Regions from separate parts of the Homo sapiens genome. Here region 1 is linked to region 2. The links are chromatin loops, found by intact Hi-C in ENCODE. Cell type or tissue: ascending aorta. All regions are shown on one strand. Each heading gives the region's core, and the rest is flanking DNA. Links, peaks and the distances in the headings are about the cores only.

The links. Hi-C counts contacts between places; a loop is a spot of excess contacts. Peaks named below come from ENCODE experiments on the same cell type or tissue, not always from the same donor. Only the 100,000 strongest peaks of a DNase experiment are listed, where the experiment ranks them.
Region 1: a loop joins it to region 2, with 3 times the contacts of the local background. A loop is called at or near these places in 4 of 110 quality-filtered maps.

What each region holds. Positions count from the first base shown.
Region 1 is chr11:10,562,741-10,568,347 of GRCh38, reverse strand. It overlaps LYVE1 (lymphatic vessel endothelial hyaluronan receptor 1), which reads left to right. Exons shown (of 6, transcript NM_006691.4): 2 at 3,974-4,145; 3 at 4,269-4,408. The region is part of intron 1 of IRAG1-AS1 (IRAG1 antisense RNA 1); the gene reads right to left. Among named protein-coding and RNA genes, the nearest start is that of LYVE1, 3.1 kb to the left of the region's middle. In ascending aorta, for the core only: a CTCF peak has its summit at 3,488 (motif pointing left); no DNase peak of the experiment used is centred there; H3K4me3 peaks cover 1,087 bases; H3K27ac peaks cover 2,299 bases.
Region 2 is chr11:10,403,358-10,408,964 of GRCh38, reverse strand. The region is part of intron 2 of CAND1.11 (a long non-coding RNA gene); the gene reads right to left. Among named protein-coding and RNA genes, the nearest start is that of AMPD3, 49 kb to the left of the region's middle. RefSeq lists an enhancer at 1-148. In ascending aorta, for the core only: a CTCF peak has its summit at 2,651 (motif pointing left); a DNase peak (open chromatin) is centred at 2,594.

The DNA of each region.
Region 1 (5,607 bases), core at 1,950-4,449, 160 kb before region 2:
TCAACAGCAGGTCTAATTGGTGGTACTGCTCTGCCAAAAATGTACCACCATATTGTCAACTTCACCAAAATGATTGACATTTACGTTTGTATCATCTGGACTTTTACTTTTGGTTATGGAATATTTTTAATGAGGACATTTTGAAATAAAACACTGAAGAGAAACCATTTGATTTTTACTCTTTTTTGTATGGGTGGTATTTAAATTTTTTGTAGCAATGGGATCTCGCTTTGTTGCCCAGCCTGGTCTTGAACTCCTGGCTTCAAGTGATCGTCCTGCCTCAGCCTACCAAAGTACTGGGATTGCAGGCATGAGCCACTGCATCCAGAAGTAATAATTTTTTTTTAAGTATTTCATTGAAGACGCAAACCATGATTGTAAAAAATTTAAAGCAATCACTAAGCTTGGGAATAATGGGTAACTTTCACTAAAATTGGCCTGTTTTTATGTTTTTTGGGAGTGTTAGCATAATTATTTTAATTTTGATTTTATCATACCATGAATGAGGTGCAATGTTTTAAAAAAATATTCAGTAAATAGCAAATTAGCTGAAAAAAATCTGTAAAAATATAAGTTTGAAAATTAAGCCATCGGCTGTCTACTAAAGGAATGACTTAAAGTGATCGCTGGGCTTTTGAGATGCCTAAATGGAAACCTCATTTTGCACTGTAGGCAAAAAAATTGTAACCACAAATCACTCATTGCAGCTCTGGGCAAATGAAAATCTGAGCACTTTAATAGGAAAATGTGTGTTCCTATGCTGGAAGATGACCTGAGATATAAAATATGCTAGAAACAGACATTCAGAGTTGATTTATATGTTGTTGCATTACATTTTATAAGAAAGGTCAGAGTTATATGATTAGTTTTTTAAAATACTGTTACTTTCAAATAAGTTTGGTCCTCTTTGAAATCCTCTGGGGAGACTATTTTTCCCCACAATGCTGCCATTATTCAAACTATTGGACACTGTTTTTTGAAAATGACTCCATCACACTCTGGACTATCCTCAGCAAGGGAAAAAGATTTTCTAGGGAAATTACATTTTTGGAAACAACCAAAAGTCAGCATAACCATGACTGCAGAATAAAGTAGTTGATGAAGGTAAGTGAATAGGGGTGGGAACTATATTTGAGGGCCAAGTATATAGTGATCCAGAGCTAGGTGTGTATATACAATTTCATTTAATCCTCTCAAAAAGACAGTTTATAGGTGAAGTGACTTGCCCAATGTCATGCAGGCAGTACATAATAAATATTGGGTTTGAATTCAGCCCTATCTGATTCCTAAGCATATGCTATTATCTGATTCCACATCCTTATATCTAACTCCTAAGCATACACTATTTCTACTATGTTTGCTGTTTCCTGAGAAATCTTAAGGAAGGAGTTACTGGAGTACTCCCTTAAATTCCAGCTCCCTCTTTTGATCCCTAAATGAAATAGGAAAGCATAAAATGACTAATGTTGTTGACTTCCTACTGGGCCCCGCCTCTGCTAGGTACAAGTTATCTAATTTAATTCTGATAAAAATCATGTGAAGAAGATATATCCATCCCCATTTTCAGATGAGAATGCTGACTTGCCTGATGTCGCAACAGCCAGTTAACAATAGAAAAAATATTCAAAGCTAAGTCTATCCACCTAGAATAAGTCTATCACTCCTCTAAATAATAGTATTTAGAGTACAAATGACATATGATGAGAGGGTAGTAAGACCAATTGATAATGTGACAAATAAACCTCTGCAATCCATTCCCAAAGAAGTAGCTATAAGAGACCTGAGCAATAGCAAGCTCATGAGCTAAAAGAGCCAAATTTCAGAGCAAACGGTGTGTTCAGGGAGTTCAGCCTAGGGGTGTGTGTGTGTCTGTGTGTGTTCATTTCCTTATAGCACTGTGAAAGGTAAAACAGTGTCATTGTTAAGAACTGGGGGCCGGGTTGGGCACGGTGGTTCATGACTGTAATCTCAGCACTTTAGGAGGCCGAGGTGGGTGGATCACCTGAGGTCAGGAGTTTGAGACCAGCCTGGCCAACATGGTGAAACCCCATCTCTACAAAAAATACAAAAATTAGCTGGGCATGGTGTCTCGCGTCTGTAGTCCCAGCTAGTCAGGAGGCTGAAGCACAAGAGTTGCTTGGACCCGGGAGGCAGAGGTTGCAGTGAGCATGGATCACGCCACTGCACTGCAGCCTGGGTGACAGAACGAGACTCTGTCTCAAAAAAGAAAAAAAAAAGGGCCAGGCACAGTGGCTCACGCCTGTAATCCCAGCACTTTGGGAAGCCAAGGTGGGTGGATCACCTGAGGTCGGCAGTTCAAGACCAACCTGACCAACATGGAGAAACCCTGTCTCTACTAAAAGTACAAAATTAGCCAGGTTTGGTGGCACATGCCTGTAATCCCAGCTACTTGGGAGAATGAGGCAGGAGAATCGCTTGAACCCAGGAGGTGGAGGTTACAGTGAGCCGAGATCACGCTATTGCACTCCAGCCTGGGCAACAAGAGTGAAACTCCGTCTCAAAAAAAAAAAAAGAACTGGGGTTCTTGCTTGGCCATACTGGTGCACACCTGTAGTTCCAGCTACTCAGGGAGGCTGAGGTGGGAGGATTGCTTGAGCCCAGGAATTTACGACCAGCCTGGGCAACATAGCAAGATCCATCTCTTGGGAAAGAAGAAGGAAAAAAGAGGAACTGGGGTTTTAGAATCAGGCATAATTGAGTGTGTGCTCCTAATCTGCCACCACAGCAAGGTTCATATGGAGGACTTAGAAATGCTCCTTCCATGTTTTCAAAAAGAAACTTCCATTAGATATCAACCTAGGAAGTGGTCAAAGCATTTGACTGAGCATCCAATACACAGAGCTGCGTACAAGCAATTACTTGAGAGATTTAAATGCCCTTTTATGGATGTTTGTGGATGAAGCCCAGTAGGAATAATGTATTTGAATACAATACAACTTGGCAATTTTATACAGGTCTGTACATCCCAGAACCCAGAGAAAAGGGTTCAAAAGAATTCCCAAATCCATTAGATTTTGAGTAGAAATATTATTCATATCTTACCTATTCAACAGCCTCAGCTTCTGTGGGGTAATCAATCATTAGCAGACCAAAACCAAAATGCTTTAACGATAATGATAATGTTATGTGGATTTATTAAGCACCTACCATGTGGCAGGCACTATGCTAAACATTTGTATTAGAATTTACTCACTTAACTTTCACTACCCTATTCAGTAGACACTGTTACTCCCTTGAATTTATAAACAAGGAGGCTCAAAGAGCTGAAGATTAAAGAGATGAAGTATCTAGGCTAAGGTCACAGAGCTAGCAAATGACATATGCTAGATCTAAGCCCAAGTCTGACTCTAAAATTCTGCTTTCTTCATTTAGTTTTTCTGCCATTCAAAGTTTACTGCCAGCTCCTCCAGGAACTTCTGAGTAAGCCTGTCCCCCAGTGGCCAAAAGACCTGGAACTGAGAGCACTCACATTCTTTTATAACAAGTGTGACATTTTCAGCCCATCTCACAAATAGTAGTGTCCCCAAACCACATTGGTTTGGGGTATTGCTAACTATTCTATGAACTAGAGCCCTGAATTCTATCTTTCTCAAAGTCTCAGATGCTTCATTTTACAGACTCCAGAAAGGTTTGCAGTAACTGCATCCCTTAGACTGCACCCCAACAACAGGTAGCCAAAGCCCCTATATGGTGAGCAAGGCATCTTAATGCAGTGGGATGGGATAGATTTTGATTGGGCGACATTTACAGCTTGGACAAGAACAAGCATCCATCTAGCCCAGCAGATGGTCCTTGTGGAAAATGCCTGGTCTGTGTCCTGTTATTCTAAACCCCAGTCCCAGCCAGATAGACCTCCCTGCGCATCAGGACGATATACTCTGCTGGGAAGGAGAGTCTAAGGGCTGGAAACAAGGACAGCAGCAAACTGAGGACCTATGTGATTCCTTTGCAGAGCTTTCCATCCAGGTGTCATGCAGAATTATGGGGATCACCCTTGTGAGCAAAAAGGCGAACCAGCAGCTGAATTTCACAGAAGCTAAGGAGGCCTGTAGGCTGCTGGGACTAAGTTTGGCCGGCAAGGACCAAGTTGAAACAGCCTTGAAAGCTAGCTTTGAAACTTGCAGGTGAGAAAAAGCTGGTTTCACTGTCACTGCTGGAGTTCTTTTTTAGCTCTGTGTTCTTGTTCAGCAATAGAGATGAAGCCTTCTAATCATTTTTCTGTTCAACTAGTGTGTATTCTTTTACAGCTATGGCTGGGTTGGAGATGGATTCGTGGTCATCTCTAGGATTAGCCCAAACCCCAAGTGTGGGAAAAATGGGGTGGGTGTCCTGATTTGGAAGGTTCCAGTGAGCCGACAGTTTGCAGCCTATTGTTACAACTCATCTGGTGAGTCTGATCTGCAACCTTTCCACGTGGCATTCTCTGGGTATCTCTCACTCTGAGACCTGTCTGGGAAGAGTAACCCTGAGCAGCAGCAGAAGCAATCACAGCCACGGCCATCTAATTCTCCCGACACTGTCTCTCTGGCCAGGCTAGGGGTGGCAATATGCCCCTCAAAGGAAAAAGTTAGGAGAGATATAACTGAATGGCAACACACGAGAAGACATTCAGGAGGCTCAATTACCACTGCCACCATCCCTGCATCCTATAAGATAAGCAGGCAGAAGGGAAGGAACAAAGGTACAGATGTATGTAATGCATCCATTATGGACAAAGTGATGCACAGTCGTCCCTCAGTGTCAGTGGGAGATTGGTTCCGGCACCCCATCATATACAAAAATCTACAGATGCCCAAGTCCCTGATATAAAATGGGGTCATATTTGCATATAACCTACACACATCCTCCTGTACACTTTAAATCATCTCTAAACTACTTATAATACCTAATACAATGTAGATGCTATGTAAACAGTCATTGTACTGTATTATTTGCTTTTTTATTGTTGTATTGTTATTTTTCTTTTTTTCCCAAATATTTTCAATCCAAGGTTGGTTGCTTCCACCTATATGGAATCTACAGATCCCTATGAGATATGCTTTATCATCCCCACTTTGCAAATAAAGAAACCGAGTTCAGGCCGGGCACAGTGGCTCATGCCTGTAATCCCAGCACTTTGGGAGGCCGAGGCGGGCAGATCACAAGGTCAGGAGATTGAGACCATCCTAACACGGTGAAACCCCGTCTCTACTAAAAATACAAAAAATTAGCCAGGCGTGGTGGCAGGCACCTGTAGTCCCAGCTACTCGGGAGGCTGAGGCAGGAGAATGGCATGAACCCAGGAGGCGGAGCTTGCAGTGAGCCAAGATCATGCCATTGCACTCCAGCCTGGGCGACAGAGTGAGACTCCGTCTCAAAAAAAAAAAAAAAAAAAAAAAAAGAAACCGAGTTCAAAGGATGTAAACACATTTGTCTAACGTCTCATTACTGTAAAGGTTCAGACTCAGGTCTAACTCTGAAACCGCACTCTTTCCACTGTTCCACATTCCTTTATAATTTTAAGAACCAGACCCAGTCTCCACTTTATGAAGGAAAAGATTGACACCTGGAGGGCAGCACTGATTTGTTCGTGGTCATGAAGTCACC
Region 2 (5,607 bases), core at 1,121-3,620:
CCCCACACTAAATACATGAGTTGGCAAGCGATGCCCCAACAGCCGAATTAGGCCCACCACCCACTTTATGAGGAAGATGAGCTAAGAATTGTCTACATTTTTTAGGCCGGGCGCAGTGGCTCCCAGCCTAAAAACCCCGTCTCTACTAAAAATACAAAAATTAGCCAGGTGTGGTGGTGTGTGCCTGTAATCCCAACTACTCAGGAGGCTGAGGCAGGAGAATTGCTTGAACCTGGGAGGCAGAGGTTGCAGTGAGCTGAAATCATGTCACTGTGCTCCAGCCTGGGCAACAGAGCAAAACTCTGTCTCAAAAAAAAAAAAAAATTGTCTTTACATTTTTAATGGTTGAGAAAAAAATCTAAAGAAGAATATTTTGTGACACATGAAAATTACATGAATTCCAATTTTGCCACCCATAAATTAAGTTTTCTTGGAACATGACCACATTTATTCATTTACCCATTGTCCTTGGCTGCTTTTCCACTGCAATGGCAGAGTCGAGTAGTTGTGACAGACACCATATGATCCTACGAACCTCAGACATTTACTATCTAGCCCTTTACAGAATAGTTCGCCAACACTTGCTCTAGACCAAAGCCCAGAAAGGGAATTTAAGACCCATCTGGCTGACCACTCTCAACTTCTCTTCCCATCCCGCTCCATTTCTCCTTGCACTGCCCCCGCCACTGCCCTCCACTCTCCACCATCTCCTGTCCTCCCTCCTTCTTCCTCCCACAATTCCCTGGGACCAAGAAATGGGTGCTTATTTGCTTCCTTTATGTCAGATCCTCCCCCTTTCTACTCTAGCCTCATGAGAAAGCCTTAGGGACAGGCACAGGTACCTTCCCTAGGCCAGAGCTTCCCCGTGGAAGTGCTTCAGATGGGCCACAGGCATGCAGCACAATGGTGATGCCCTCGGTCCTCAGGTGAGAGGGCAGCCAAAGTGCACAGGCTGGGTACCTCTAAGGAGAACCTCACCTACAGCTCCTTGGAGGGCAGCCAAGAGTGGGCCCCATCAAACAGCAAGGACAGTGATCTCATCCCAAGCGGCGAGGACACGTCCTTTGGCAGCTTGCTGCATAGTGTGCCACTCCCACATGGACAGAGCCAGAAACCCACTGGAGGAGTGTGTGTCCCTTGCGTCGGGTGAGCACAGAGCACAGACCAAGAGGGATGGGGCCGGGGGCAAGGAGAGCAGGAGGGAGCTTCTGGCAGCCACAGTAGAAATGGCAGCCCTGAATCTGTCTTCACGCCTATGTACAGAAACCATAAAATTCATTGTCCAAAATAGTATACTTTCTTTTTTTAAATCGACTTTAATGAGGTATAATTTACATATAATGAAATGCATCTATTTTAACTATATAGTACTATGAGTTTCTGCAAATGTATACATGGGTGATCCACCAGTGTCACCACTACCATGATCAAGATACACAATGTTGTCATTACCCCCCAAATGCCCCATATGCCCCACTGCAGTCACTCACCCCCACCACTGCCTGAGACAACTACTCATCTGTCTTCCATCACTACAAATTAGTTTTGCCTATTCTAGAATTTCAAATAAATGGAATCATACAGCATGTACTTTTTTGTGTCTGGCTTCTTTCATTCTGGGCAATGTTTCGAGATTCATCCACACTGTGTATGAACACCAAACTGGCACGCTTCTTGTTTGTTTTTTAGCAAAGGGAAGTGCTCTGGATAGTCATGTCATGTCAGAAGAATGAATCAGAGCCCTTCAGGACAAATCAGGACAACAGTCACTCGATGTATATGGGCTGTTCCTGTCTTTCTCAGTAGATGAGCCTCTTTAGTCACCTCCACACTGCCTGCAGGATATCTGATGTAAAATTGCATGTGTATTCTGCAGATTAGGGCTTCACCATTACCTAAGTGCACTAGAATCCAAAAGGTTTGAAGGGTGCTAAATCCAATGCTCATCCCAAAAAATTTCAATACCACATTTGTTGTTTGAAAAAAGAAAATGCCGTTATAGTCTCTATATGATTTCAACTGGTATATATTTTTTAACAGGTGCAAAATTGTTTTTAACTTTTTATCACCAATCTGTACAAACAAATTTCCTGTTAATGATGATTATGGGTACAATGTACACTATTCAAGTGATAGTTACAGGAAAAGCCCAGACTTCACCACTTTGCAATATATCCATGTAACAAAATGGCACTTGTACCCACTAAATCTATAAACATTTAAAAATTAGAAACAAATGAAATTTGAAAAAAGAATGAAGAAACCCTTAAAAATCTTGATCAGAAATTCCATGTAGCCATTTCAAGCCTAAAACTACATAAAAAAGACATGTTAATTTGAAGCAAGCTCATGTTTAACAATAAAATATTTAAATGATTTTCTTTAGAATATTATATAAATTCAACATTTAATATTTTGTTTTGTATATTATTGTAATAATATAACATGAAGAAAATGTGAATTTTTTTCACTAGCTCCCATGTAGGCATTCCCAAATCCCCTTTAGCTGACCCCAGTGTGCCACACGCATATTCTCACTTTCTAAGCGTGTTGTGAACAGGGAAGCATTAGTCAGCACTGCCCCCACACTATGGGAGAAGCCAGTACCCTGGGCTAGGACGCATGTTTCTTGCTAAAGAGACCTCTCCTGCCCTCTAGTGATAATTTTTGTAGCTGGATCTCAGAGGGAAAACAGTGATGTAATGAGTAATTAAATATATCTGTTTTATATTTGCAAAATTGCCATCCCTGTCACATGCATTATAGCTATCTTGGGTCCTGACAGATAAAAACTTTCACAAGCATCCCTCTGTTGCTCCCTGGTGCCTGGGAGGTCGAGCCTGTGGCTTCTCTTCCATGATTCCACCTCTCCTCTCTGCCCTCATCTTCTCCACCCCTGTGGCACGGCAAAGTCTCCACCATCCCCAGCCAGTGACACCACCCTTGCCATCACCTAGGACCAGTGGCCACTGAACCCCCTTCCCACCCTTACCAGATGCAAGGACTGTAGTGGTGGAGAGGGGAGCATGGGCCTGGGAAGCAAACACCTAATTGTTCATTGTACAACAATTTGTTATCAACCGACAAACTCCAGGCATTCAGAAAATTTGGGATTCCCTTGGCACACAGAGGGAAAGGGGGGCAGCTGTACCATAAACGCTTCCCATACCCCTTGTCTCTGTAGAAACCCAGCCTTTTATCCCCAAGCAGCAGCACTTAGCAAGTGGTCACACAAGAGGGAAGGTAAAATCACCACCCATCAACTAAAGGATGAAGTATCTGTTTGAGTTATCAGTATACAGTCACAGAAGTGAAAGATACATGCATGAAAATTAGAACATATCAAAGTTGAGGATCACCTATGCAAACAACAAAAAAGTCGTTGAGAACAGCTGAATTTTCATCTGAAATGAGAACTATAGAATATTTACTATTGAGGTAATTTCTGTTCTATTGAGTAGAAATCCAGCAAACAACAATCTATTTTTTTTTTTTTTTTTTTTTTTTTGAGATGGAGTTTCACTCTTTTCACCCTGGCTAGAATGCAATGGTGAGATCTTGGCTCACTGCAACCTCCACCTTCCAGGTTCAAGCGATTCTCCTGCCTCAGCCTCCCAAGTAGCTGGGATTACAGGTGCCCACCACCATGCCCAATTAATTTTTGTATTTTTTGTAGAGACAAGGTTTCACCATTTTGGTCAGGCTGGTCTCGAACTCCTGACCTCAAGTGATCCACCCGCCTTGGCCTCCCAAAGTGCTGAGATTACAGGCATGAGCCACCAAGCCCGGCCACTAACTACAATTCTATATATAGTTGGCCCTCCATCTCCAAGAGTTCCATAGCCATGGATGCAACCAAGTGTGGATGGAAAATATTCGAAAAAAAAAGTGGCATCCATCCTAAACATATAAAGACTTTTATTCTCTTCATTACTGCCAAGAAATAGAGTATAACAACTATTTACATAGTATTTACATTTTATTAGGTATTATCAGTACAGTTAAGCATCCATTAACAATGGGGATATGGTCTGAGAGATGTGTCTTTAGGTGATTTGGTTGTGCAAACACCACAGAGTGTACTCACATAAACCTAGATTGTATAGCCTACCACATACCTAGGCTATATGGGATAGCCTGTCGCTCCTGGGCTACAAACCTCTACAGCATGTTCTATACTGAATATTGTAGGCAACTGTAACACAATAGTAAGGATTTGTGTATTTAAACATATGTAAACAAAGAAAAGATACAGTAAAAATACAGTATAAAAGACTAAAAAATGAACAAATGGAGCTTGCAGGACTGGAAGTTGCTCTGGGTGAGTCAGTGAGTGATCAGTAAGTGAATGTGAAGGCCTAGGACATCACTGCGCACTATCGTAGACTTCATAAATACTGTACAATGAGGCCACACTACATTTGTTTTAAACGTTTTTTCTTTCTTCAATAATAGATTAACCTTAACTTACTGTAACTTTTTTACTTTGTAAACTTGTTAATTTTTGCAAATTGTGACTCTTTTGTAATAACATTTAGCTTGAAACACATAGTATAGCTGTACAAAAATTCTTTATATCCTATTCTATGAGCTTTCATCTATTTTTTATAAACTTTTTTTTTACTCTTTAAAATTTTAAAACTTTAAACTTTTTTGTTAAAAACGAAGACACAAACACACACATTAGCCTAGGCCTGCACAGGGTCAGGATCATCCATATCACTGTCTTCCACCTCCACATCTTGTCCCACTGGAAGATCTTCAGGGGCAGTAACATGCATGGAGCTGTCATCTCCTATCCTAACAGTGTCCTCTTCTGGAATACCTCCTGGAGGACCTCCTGAGGCTATTTTACAGTTAACAATTTTTTATAAGTAGAAGGAGTACACTCTAATGATAAAAAGTATAGTATAATATAGTAAACACACAAACCAGTAACATAGTCATTTATTATCTTGTCAAGTATTATGCACTGCACATAATTGTATGTGCTATACTTTTGTGCAACTGGCAGTGCAGTAGGTTTGTTTACACCAGAAACAATGTGAATGGTTGTTTATCATCACAACATGTAAATGATGCATTGCACTATGATTTTATGAGGGCTACGATGTCACTAGGCAATAGTAATTTTTCAGCTCCATTTTAATCTCAGGGGACCCCATTGTATATGTAGCCCATCATCGACTTAATCATCATTGTGTGGCACATGACTGTAATTGAGAGATGATTAAAGTATACAGAGGATGTGCATAGGTTATATGCAAATACTGTGCCATTTTATACCAGGGACTTGAGCATCCTCAGATTTGGGTATCTGTGGGAGGTCCTGGAACCAATCCCCCACGGAAATCAAGGGACAATTGTACTACGTTCCAGTGTTCAGTTCCGTTTAATCTTCATTCTGCTCTGCTACATTTTCAACCTCTGCAGGCCAAAAGCCCTGAATTCTCTGCCTAGCCCTCTTTTGTCCAAGTAGAGACCCAGAAGTCCATTTGGGGAAGAGCTGTCAAAAGGTTAAGTCATATCCAGGAGTGGCAGCTTGTACGGCTATGATGGACATCAGAGGGACACAGGATTTCTCTCGCCTTTATTTCTAAGTAGACC